Regions from separate parts of the Mus musculus genome. Here region 2 is linked to region 1. Evidence: chromatin contacts called from ENCODE Hi-C or POLR2A ChIA-PET data. All regions are on one chromosome and are shown on one strand. The core of a region is the stretch at or near the end of the contact, and the rest is flanking DNA. Distances in the headings are between cores, read along the strand shown. Region 1 holds the start of Pfkfb3 (6-phosphofructo-2-kinase/fructose-2,6-biphosphatase 3). Region 2 has its middle 14 kb from the start of Gm10851.

Evidence for each region. Hi-C counts contacts between places; a loop is a spot of excess contacts on that map. ChIA-PET counts read pairs that join two places held with the same protein, here RNA polymerase II (POLR2A).
Region 2: a map of gastrocnemius shows a loop between it and region 1 (7-fold over the local background). The contact joins the enhancer-like site here to the promoter of Pfkfb3 in region 1. A Hi-C loop is called at or near these places in 23 of 37 maps with a recorded cell type or tissue (Patski, T-helper 1 cell, T-helper 17 cell and 8 more). POLR2A ChIA-PET finds 5 or more read pairs at or near these places in 5 of 5 experiments (Patski and embryonic stem cell).

What each region holds. Positions count from the first base shown.
Region 1 is chr2:11,499,227-11,504,901 of GRCm38, reverse strand. It overlaps Pfkfb3 (6-phosphofructo-2-kinase/fructose-2,6-biphosphatase 3), which reads left to right and starts at 2,812. Exons shown (of 18, transcript NM_001177753.1): 1 at 2,812-3,277. The coding sequence starts at 3,202. It overlaps Gm52500 (a long non-coding RNA gene), which reads right to left and starts at 2,892. Exons shown (of 3, transcript XR_003953759.1): 1 at 1,396-2,892; 2 at 626-748.
Region 2 is chr2:11,532,737-11,538,411 of GRCm38, reverse strand. It overlaps a transcript of Pfkfb3 not described here. Among named protein-coding and RNA genes, the nearest start is that of Gm10851, 14 kb to the right of the region's middle. Within about 2 kb of position 2,795, at least 2 of the 3 ENCODE cell types and tissues checked have a DNase peak (open chromatin) inside an H3K27ac peak, as active enhancers do; they include gastrocnemius and heart, where a contact is called at or near this core.

The DNA of each region.
Region 1 (5,675 bases), core at 1,563-4,062:
CTTCTTCCTAACTGCCTTCCTTCCTCCTTGGTCTTTGACTCGATTCCTTGACCTTTCTAATCTCCAATCTTCCCTTCGCTCCTTCCTGTAGACAAGGGGTAGAGGGCTGTGGAATGTGGACTAGAATGCACAGTACTTTCTTTTGGCTTTAGCAGGGTCTAGATTGTGACTCAATCTAAAGGAAGTTGTCAATCAGTCCTAGTGATTGGAGTCACCTGGCTATAAGTCACCCGACTTAAAGAATGTTCACATTCTTGGCTGTGTCTTCTAAAGAGCTGAGTTCATAATATCCACCTGGGAACCTGGGAGTTAGTGAAGCCCTAGGGGACTGCGTTTGAGGTAAAGATAAGGGTGTATTAACAGAACTAAGGGAGGAATTGGAAGGATGTCTAAACAGCAAAGCTGAGGAGGAAACCTTTGAATGTAGGTGTAGCAAGGTTGGTCCTAAGGAGGATCATGTTGGAGCAGTTTTGCCTTCCACAAACACAGCTTTTACCTGTGGTTGCAAGCCGACAGCTTCAGAGGACCAACAAACAAGTGTGAATTCAGCTGTGTGCCTCACATTCCACCCTTTCCTAGATATCTGGAGCCCTAGGCAGGGTAAAGGTGATTTCCCTTTACCTACCTGGTAGCAGAAGTGACTGGAGAACTTAGTGTTTGTTCTGGGTACCCACTACATTGTTGACTCCAGGAAAGGAAAACTGCCCCATCTGAGAATGCTTAGCTGCCACCTGACTTGAGGACTGACCTTAAATCGAGAGATTTAAACATGATAAAAGAGAAATAAAAGATCGTTCTCCACTGGTACCATTCCCACCACGTTCTCCCTGGCGGTTCCCAGCAATCTGTTCCTAAGCTTTGACATCTGGCCATTTGCCTGGCTTGTAGGTGTGTGCAAACTCAAGCGGGCACCTGGGAACATGGCACAGGCCTGTAATACCAGGCTGAGAAAGGAGCAAGCTTGAGGCCGGCCTGGGCTGCATAGGAAAACTGTCTCAAACAAAGCAAAACAAACAGAAAACCTAGTGGAAACTTTACAAGCGTCCAGGTGCACTATGGTTATTGGGAGTCGGGAGTGGGGAGTCTCCTGGCAGGGATGCACTCTCACCCCCATCCCTTCCCCCTCCCCCTCAGCTTGCAAATACCAGTAAGGGAACCCTTCTGGAGACTACTAGATGTTTTCCTTGTCGAGTCAGTCCATTCTAATTTCAGGAGTGGAGCGAGATTCTCCCTTGGGCTTTCTAGGGTGTCACCTCTGGCATTTGCTCTCACTGAAGAAAAACAAGTTTAAATGTAATGCACCGGGTTTCTTTCTGAACAGCTGCCTGAGCACAGAAATCGGAAGGTCAGCAAAGCTGTCCTGGGGTTGGGGACAGGTATTGAGGAGGGTGGTACCGGAGAGCAGGGTGCAGGAATGGCGGTTAGAGCTGGGAGGTTCCCAAGGGCTACTCGCCAGGTGAGCTCCAGGTCTCCTAAGCTCGCCAGGCTGCCGGAGAAGGCAAGGCGGAGGCCCCAGGCGGGGCGGGCTGGGTTGGGAACAGAGCAGCTGCGCCCGCCGCCGGGGGGCCGGCGCCCTCCCAGCAGAGCATGCAGGACGTGCGCGACGTGTGGCAGCCTCTGCGCAGACTTTTCCACTGCAGTGTGGGGTTCCGCGAGCGCCTCCAATCACAGCTCAGCTTCACCGCGACGTGTGCAGCTTGCGCTAAGCAAGGCAGATCTTCTGAGCGGAGGCTTCCTTCGCTAAAATCACATTTAAAGTGTCTTGTCTCCACGGCCTCCCGTGCAGCGGTCCTCACCGAAAGATCCCTTAGATCGTCGCTGAATAAATGAACTCTGGCGGTTCAACGATTGCCTGTTATGCATGTATCTCCAGCCTATGCAAAGTGCAAAAATCGGAAAGGAAGCGAGGGCATGTTCACATCAAACAAAATATAGCCGGTGTGCTAGAGCGGGCGCGTGGGGGTTGGGTGGGTGACATGAATTTAGGATCTAGCTGTCCCTTGATAGTTACTTTGGGGCTCATAGTCCGGTAATGGGAGAGGGAATGGGGTCTACTTTTAATCACTACTTGCAGAAGGGGTATGGAATATGGCCCATGTTGAAAGGGAAAATAATACCAACCGCCCCCCGCATCCCAAAGTTCCTTTTCGGTCGAACCTTCCTTCCTTCCTTATTTATTTATTGCCCCCCTTCAAGCGCCAGGCACGGTAGCACTGAGTGAGGGGTAGCAACACTACCCAAGCATGTTTCCCGGGGATTCAGGAAAAGTATGCGCCCGTGCCCGGAGGTGGCAGTGTCAGCAATGGCAGGGGACATAGTGGGCGATAATGCACAGGTGTTACCAGGAGGCAGCTCTGACCTGCGTCTTCACTTGGACTGAGCCAGTCCCCAAATCATGTAACTATGGTGCATGGTGTTGGGGCTCCCACGGCTTGTAAGGCTGAACTGGGAAGATGCTTTTACATAGCTCTAGCTCTGTGTGTGTGTGTGTGTGTGTGTGTGTGTGTGTAGGGGTGGAGGACTGTCAACGAACCACATTGGACATTATCAGATCGCTGCTGCCTTCCAAGCACAGATGAGGAAAGTGGCTGGAATTATTTGGGGACTCCGTTCCTGTCTTGCGCCCTTAGGGAATAAACTTAGGGACGGAAAGGAGGACGAAAGAACCAGCCTGGGTTGCAGGAACAGAGCGTGCTGCTCTCGTCCACCCGCAGGGGGCGGCAGCAGGCTGTCTCTTGGCCTTGCCCACCCTTCTCTCCACGTGAAAGGGGGCTGGGACGCAAAGAATGCGGCCCGCCCCGAGGCTGACGCGCCGCGCTACCGGTCAGATCTTAAAAGGCCGGGCAGTGCGTGTGGCATCCCGACAGAACTGGAGAGGAGCAAGTGGCAGTGCTGGGTGTTGGGACCGTGGCTGTCACTGCGCTGGAGCATCCCTGAGCTTTTGAACAGAGCCGACTAGTCAGCAGTGCAGCAGCCGCAACTCCACGCCGCTCTCATCTGTCTCGTGTCTCCGCTCAGGCGATCCTTCCTCCGAGACTCCGCACAAAGCACATTTTCCAAAGCAGTGCAAGGGAGCGCCCAGCCGCGTGCAGGCGGACGCACCCTTCCTGTCCTTTGTTCCGGGGGGATCTGCTGCTGCTCTTCTCCCCAAGTCGGAGTCTTTCCTCCAGGGGTGGCGGGTCGCCGAATACAGCTACGAAGATGCCGTTGGAACTGACCCAGAGCCGGGTACAGAAGATCTGGGTGCCCGTCGATCACCGACCCTCGTTGCCCAGATGTGAGTGCAGGCAGCCACGTGGGGGGCTAGGTTGTAGATTGCGCCGCGTGCAGAGCCCGGCCATTGTGTGTGCAGCGGCTTTGTGCCGGTTCCCCTCTGCGGGAAGCGCACTCGTGCCGGTCGGCCCGGCCCGGCGAGGCGGGGGTGGCGGCCGGCTGCGTCTCCCAGGCTGGGCAGAAGGGGCGCTGTGGCTCCGGAAACCTCCTGTGTGCCCGGCCCGGCCTGGGCTCTCTGGGCCAGCGCCTCCCAGAGGCTGGAGAGACCTGGCTGCTCCGGAGTCACCCTGGCCGACTGCAGCAGGGGCGCGGCCGCCCACACCAACGCCCCCTTTTCTTTGGGTCTCCTCTGGTTCACGGTCTTTTTTCTTCCTCGGATCTTTGCACCTCTGTATATTTCCATCTTCGCCGTCACTCCCGTGACTGCAGATCCTTGGTTGCAGGGATGGTTTATGGGTTGGTGACTAGTGTTGTATTACAGACGCACTCGTTTACCCGGAGCACGGAATTTGCTGGCAGTTTCTCTTAGTGCCTCACCTGTTGCTGCTGTGAACGATTTGGGAAGGTTTCATTCACTTCCATCCCTAGATAGGAAGAGGTGCCTCTGGGAAGAGCGGATGGAATTGCTCTAAGGCAATGCTTCCCTCCCAGGCAGCAGGCCCAGGAGCCCACGGGGGTAAACAGGAGCGAGCTGCCCAGTGGACACGTTGCTCACATCACGTTTGTAGTTTGAGAATCTACTGGCAAAACTGGGAGGTGGTTTCCTGTCACCCTGGGACACTGGAACACCAGGCTGCAGGGTAGGTTTCTCTGCTGTCACGTTTCTCAGGATGGCCATCACAGGACATGACAGCTCTCGGAGCTTTGTGGGTCTGAGTCACTTACTGGTTTCCCTGCCTCCCTGTGGTGCAGTATGAGACCTCTAGCAGGTCTTCCCTGCTGGACCTGTGGGCTTCGGTGGAACTCTGTCCCCAAGACAGTCTCCTTTTCTTTTGCTCAAGTAAGTCAGAGGTAAGGGCTTGGCAAGGGTTCTTCCCCAAACCCTGTCAGACACGTTTATGCACCGGGGCCACCTTTATGAAAATGCCCCAGGGTAAAACCAAGCCTGTGGGACACCTATAATCTCATTACACTGTAGCTGGGAAACTAAGGTCAAAGAATCATGAACCTGGACTACACAGTGAGACCCTGTCAATAAATAATAATAATAATAATAATAATAATAATAATAATAAAAACAGGGAAAGTTGGTAAGTTGGTCAAATTTAGACAGCATGCTGCTTCTGGACTTTTTAGTCAGGCAGATTATAGCGTTTTCTATTTTTTAAACTGAAATTGGTCAAACAATAGGGCCTGGTTTTCTATGTATGTGTACAGCCATGTGATTGCAGAATACATTCTTCCCTTGTTTGGGTCTGAGAGAACCATGGCAGCTTTTGCAAGAACCCAAGTTCAGTGACACTGGCTCAGTGAAAGACATCACCGTGCAGCGGGGCCTCCCCCAGGCTGCAGACCCTGATCGCTAGATTCCACGAGCTTGCACGTCTGTCGGAGCTCAGAGATTTGCACAGAATTGCTGTTGGAACCATGTAGAGTTGAAAGCGGATGTGCCTAAAGCTGACAGATTAAGATGACCAGCTCGCTCACTTCTGGAATTCTTGTGTGTGAGACTGGTGTGTATGTGAAAGAATGTGTAGTCAGACACATTCTTTCACATACAAATATCTGCAGCCAGGGGTTTTAAAAGCATATCCGTATTTTAAATGTTTTTCCCCCCCTATACTAAATTTGGTTTTACTGCAATAGAGAAAATAGGTTTTTTTTTTTGTTTTGTTTTGTTTTTTTAAATAAGTTACTTCTTTTCTACTGACACTGGGAATCTTGTGGACAGACTGACTGTCTTTCCTTCCTTCCTTTCTATTTTTCTTTCTTCTTTCTGAGATAAGGTCTCCAGTGACCCTGGCTGGCCTGGCTTCAACTTAAATGGGATTAAGAGTGTGTGCTACCACACCCAGCCTCTTGTAGATTTTCACTCACCTAAATCTTTTTTTTTTTTTTTTTTTTAACTGTTTTTCAGAGCTGAATTGACTTAAACGTTCTATGATGTCTAGATGACAGTGAACTTGTGGTCCTCCTGCCTTCTCTCCCCAAACACTGGGATTATGAGCATTCACCTACTTGTCTGGATTACCTGGTGATGGACATTGAACCCAGAGCTTTATGAATGCTGGGCAAGAATGCTCCCAGCTACTGCTGCTGCAGTCCCAGCCCTGTGGTCTCCACATCAGAGGCTGACAGCCAGCTCCACGGTGGCTTAGTACTAGAGGGCATAGAGAAGATTGTCCAGATAAAACTAAAGAAACAGTCATAAACAACGAACAAATCCCAAAGGCCAGGAATAG
Region 2 (5,675 bases), core at 1,546-4,045, 34 kb before region 1:
GGTTATGCTTACCACCACATTTGCATGTCTCACATTTGATTGGTTAAATTGTCTCTCATCTGATTGGTTAATTCTCAAAACCTCATCTTGGCAAAAAACTTTACTGCCTATGTATGTGTGATGGCCAGCGGTAGCCAGTGCCACCCTGCAACGGCACATGTGGCTTCCCACAAGTCACAAAGCAGGACACCTGATGTCCTTCTTTGGCCTTGGCACATGTGACTGAACATACACAAATAGATAAAGGAATAACAAATCAAAAGAAGAATTTTATCAATTTGTTGTGGTTCTATAGTCCCCTTATAGTGCCTGGGCATAGCATCACATCTTTAAAAACAGATCTCCAGGAGTTCAAGAATAGCCTGGGTTCCATAGAGAGTTCTAGGCCAGTCAGAGATCCACAGTGAGACCCTGTTTCAAACAACAACAATAGCAAAATAATCCTCTTAAACACAAGTCAGTGTGCATTCTACCAAGAGTCTGGCATGCTGGTCTCGTGCCATTTCCTGTGACTTAGATTCTGTCACTGGAGAGTGCCAGAGGGAATCCATTTCTAGCTGAGATCATGTTTTTGTTAGATGCTGGTTTATATGAAACTTCTTCACTAGATCATTTAACTGAGCAAAAGGTCACATAGTTGCTACTGCTGTATAGGAAACCAACTTAGTCTCTAACCTTATAACACTCCCAAGTGCTCACTTCACAATGAATGTTCCTCAGTAGCAACACAGTGGCACAATGTTGCTATACCTCAGTGTTAGCAAACAAGTAACTTTACTGAGCAAGGAGACAGTCCTTTTTGAAGGTTCTATGGCTGTGTACTTCTTCCTGGCTTCTGTTAGAAAAACTGAATGACTAACTAGACCTTTTAAAAACCAGGCTGTAGGCTGGTGAGGCAGTTCTGTGGGTAAAGGCACTCACTGCTAAGCATGATGACCTGAGTGGGACCCCAGACACTCCCACAGTAGGAGAGAATGGACTCCAGAAAGATGTCCTCTGACCTCCATGTGTGCCTTTAGGCACATGAGTTCTGTCCCCATATTTAAATAAGAACATTTCCCAAGTTTTGGTGCTGAAGATGCAGAGGTAGAAGAAAAGTCATGAGTTCCATGCCAGCCTACACCTCTGGTGGAGTTGAGAATTAATATCATCAGAGCAGCCTTTATATAAAACACACACACACAAAATTAAAAATCATGCTGTGTGATTTGGATATGGTGGCTAATGCCTGTAATCTTAGCAATTGAGAAGATGAAGCAGGAGGGTTTCTGTAAGTTCAAAGCCTGCCTGGGCTACATAGTAAGTTCCAGGCTAGTCTGACTTTTGTTGGCAATGGTACTTATTTCTGTGTCTATGAGGCTGTGTCAGGCATCTGATAAACATAAAAGATGCTGTCCTCCAAATAATTTTAAATCTGCAATGGTTGAAATAACATCAGATATTCCTGGTGATATTTTCTTCCAAACTTGTCTCTCAGAAGTTGGAAGTCTGAGGCAGGAGGATTACTTGTATGCTCAAGGCTAGCCTAGCCACCATGACCAGAGTCTGTTTATTTTAATTAGAAAAGTAAAATTCTTAATGATAACATCTGATGACCACCAGAAGCAATGACATTTTGTAAAGGGCAATCAGTGAGGTCAAATACCAGAGCTCCTGGGGCATTATAAAGTATCTCAAATATATGGAAATTTAGAAGGAAATACCACCACAGTTATTTGATGTTCTTTTAACCATTGCCCAATGAACATATACTAGTTTTAAAACAAACAAAAAACATAGTTTTTTTTGGTATCTTTTCGTCATTGCCCAATGAGCACGTACTACTTTAAAAAACCAAAAAGTTGTTTTTTGTTTCTGGGCTTGGAGGTGCACATCTGAAATCCAGCACCAGGCTAAAGAGGCTACAGAGGCTAAAGCAGGAGGAACTTGGTTTTGAGGGCAACAGCAAGATCTACACAGCAAGATCCGTCCCTCCAAATGAAGATAATAGTAATAGCAAACTACAATGACATATATGTAAGAAAATTTTACAATGAAACCCATTATTTTGTATGTTCGCTAAAATTTAAATGAAGAAACCTCACATTTTGAAACTGGCGTTTGAGATGGAGTCTTATGTAGCCTAGACTGTCTCCTTACTCACTATAATATGACCCCGAAATTCTGATCTTCCTGCCTCCGCCTTCCAAGCGCTGTGCTTACAGTTGTGGACTACTGCCACGTTTGGCTTCCAAAAATTAATCATTAACTTATTTATTCATTTATTTATTAGGTCTCACCATCTAGCTCCGGCTTGTCAGAACTCATTATGTAACTCAGGCTGGCTTAAAACTCCTAGAAATCCACTACCTTCTGCCTCTAGAATGTTGGGATTAAAGACTTGTCTAGTTCAGAAAAGTAACCGAAGACAAAAAACAAACCAAACACTTCAGTAGATTGAATGTCAACCCTGGAACATTCTTTTCTGCCTCTGATTTCTGAGAGTGGCTATGGGGGTGGAAGCAACGAAGAAGGTAGGCTTATGTCCTGAAGTGGTTACCAGGGAAGAGGACCCGGAAGAACCCGACAACCCAACCTAGTGTAGGGGAGGAACCCTGTCTCTGAGATCCCTTATAGGAACATAGGGACGGCATCCTCTACTGTATCCGCGCCCAGAAAAGTGGTGGGTAGCACTGCGCGCAGCCTGGGCAGAGACTGCCCGCTGTCTCACCATCCTGAAGAGGTCAGCTCGGGACGCAGCAGCTGGCAACAAAGGGGCGTGGCCTAGAAGCAGGTCTGCGTAGATTGGCTGCGGCGCACGGCCGGCCCACGAGCTGGTCAGCGCTCGCTCCTCCCCTCGGGACTGTACGGCACGCTGAGTTCACGTGCCCGTCTGTGCTCCCAGTTGTCGCACGCACGTGTCTGTGCACCGCAGGCATGGGTGGAGGGCTTGCAGTCCCTGGGCTTCCCGCCTCTGCTGGCCCGCTGGGTCGCCTTCCTGGCAAAGGGAATTTTCCAAGAAGGCCTGGGAGCCGCTACGCTTTGTAAATAACTGTAGAGGAACCGAGAGGCGGGTGCGGCCGGGGTGGGCTTGCAAACCCACAAAAGAAAAACAGTTACAAGGACAGGTCTATTTTAAAAATCTATTTTTCCTTTCTCTCTCTCTCTCTCTCTCTCTCTCTCTCTCTCTCTCTCTCTCTCTCTCTCTCTCTCTCTTTTAAATTTTGAAACCTTGAACTTGGGCGATTGCCTAAGAGCACAGAGTGTTTTTAATCTTCGACAGTAGTACAATTGCTTGGCAGCAGAGTATGCCAACCCCCCTGATCACGGACGCGATGTTCTGCTGGGCATTTGTGTAAATAACTCACGGAAGCTGCTGTGAGAAGAATGCTTCCGATCTAGATGATCGCTTTGGTCCAGAAACGAGGAAGCCAAAGCTAGCTTTAGGGTAAGGCTCTGAGAACCCCTGAGGCTGCCCATTACCATCTTAGTTCATAGGACCTAGAATGCATTGCATCTGTGACTACACACAACACTTAGCTAAGAGGACAGGAAGAGTTGCTGAGCCGGTGAGAGTGGAAATGTCATGTGAGGCTTCCTTGTAAGCAGTGGGGATGCAAGATAAGGGCAGGATAGGAGAGGCTCATGATTTCGATCTGCTAGTATTTGGAAGGCTGGGTAAACAGGAGGTTGTGTTGGTCTTGCTTTTGCCTCGGGGGATATAAACTTATAGGAGCCAAATTTGAGATTCATTACTGAAAAATTATAGGGTTCTGTCCAGGAATCAGATTGAGCTAGAAGTTCACATTCACAGGAGAGAGAGATGGGTGCCTAAAACTCAGTTTTCATCTTGCGTACCCCAAGCCTTTGTGTATCCATAAAAGAATTTATCCTGATAGATAGATAGATAGATAGATAGATGATAGATAGGTAGATAGATAGATGATAGATAGGTAGATGACCTTGCAAAAAGTGATATAGTCTGCAGGGTTCTGCGTCGATTTATCATTTGGTCTGGAAGGTTCGCTCTTTAAGGTGTGTTGCTGCTCTATGTACAGGTGGAAAAGGACTGCCCAGCACTAAGGAAGGATGTCCCATCTCCACCTCACCAGGAAGTATGATCCTGACTATGGGTTTAACAAATACAACGGCATCGTGATATCAGCAGCTGTTCATTGTTTCCTACCCTGTCCCCAGCTTTCTAACCCTTCCCCTCCTCAAAGCAGATTAGATCTGCAGAGCTGTGTCTTATTTTTTTTTATTTTTTTATTTTTATTTTTATTTTTTTGGTTTTTCAAGACAGGGTTTCTCTGTATAGCCCTGGCTGTCCTGGAACTCACTTTGTAGACCAAGCTGGCCTCGAACTCAGAAATCTGCCTGCCTCCGCCTCCCGAGTGCTGGGATTAAAGGCGTGCGCCACCACTGCCCGGCTCAGAGCTGTGTCTTAAGGATGAATTTGACCTGAGTACTTATTACCTAGAAGATAACACAGAGTCTACTTCCCTGAAAAGTCAGGAGAGAGATGCTGGTCTGCATCAGCTCTGTGGTCCCTGGGTTTTGGTTTGGTATTACCCTAGGGATATCTGGGTATGATCGTATATATGTATAATCCTAGCAGGTAGTCAAGAGATCAGGAATTCAAGGCCAGTCTTAGCTTCATAGCAAGTTAGAGACCAGGCTGGGCTACGTGAGATCTTGCCTTTAAAAGATGTACACACACAAATACACAAACAGGCCTGCCCCTGCCCCTACTATCCTACAGGGTAGGTACTAATATCCCTTATTTCAAGAGTCAGAAACAGGAGGATTGCCACGAGTCAAGGGCAGTCTAGGCTACAAACTATGAATTCCAGGCCAGCCTGGGCTGCAGAATGAAGCACGAACTTTCAGAGGTGCTAAATGTTTTAGATAAAAATTTCCTTCTGTGTTTTTCTTTTTGAGTCAGGGCCTCATGTAGCTCAGACTAAGAACCCATCCTGAAACTTTGATATCAAAGTTTTGTTTGTTTGGTGGGTTTTGTTTGTGTTTTGCTTAGAAGGATTTACCCAAGGCAGCATTCACACCTGGTTGCTTCTCTGTAATGAGTGCTGTTTTTTTGTATTTTGTTTTTGTTTTTAGAGTTCCTGAAGTCATGTTGGCCTTAGATGGCCCTTGGGGAGAACACCTTTTGCATTCTTACTCTTGGGCCTGGAAAAGTATAATATGGGTATCCATGGTAACCAGTAGAGCGGCATCTCAGTGAGTGGAAGGCTATAGGTAGCTAAAACGAAGCCACCATGACTCAGTGGGCGTCTCAAAGACTGGCATCATCGCTGAAGAGTAGATCTTCTCTGCTTGAGAGACTTGATTTTAACGGGGGGGGGTGGCATAGGTGACACTGAAGGGAAGAGGGGACCATTGGGATCTGCAGAGGGGCTTACAGATTACATGGAATCTTGCTGGGGAGGTAGCTCAGCTGCTAGAGAACTTGTATGCATGTTCTGGCTACAATGGTAACCCTGGGAGCTACAATGGGTTCCCTGGTGCTACAATGACCTGGGAGTGGTGGTACGGCCGACGTCCCTGGTGCTACATGACCTGGGAGCGGTGGTACATGCCTATAATACCAGGACTCTAGAGGCCAAGGTGTTCAGATCATCCTTAACTCTCTAGGGAGTTTGAGACCAGACAGATGGGAACTGCACCCTGTTTTAGAA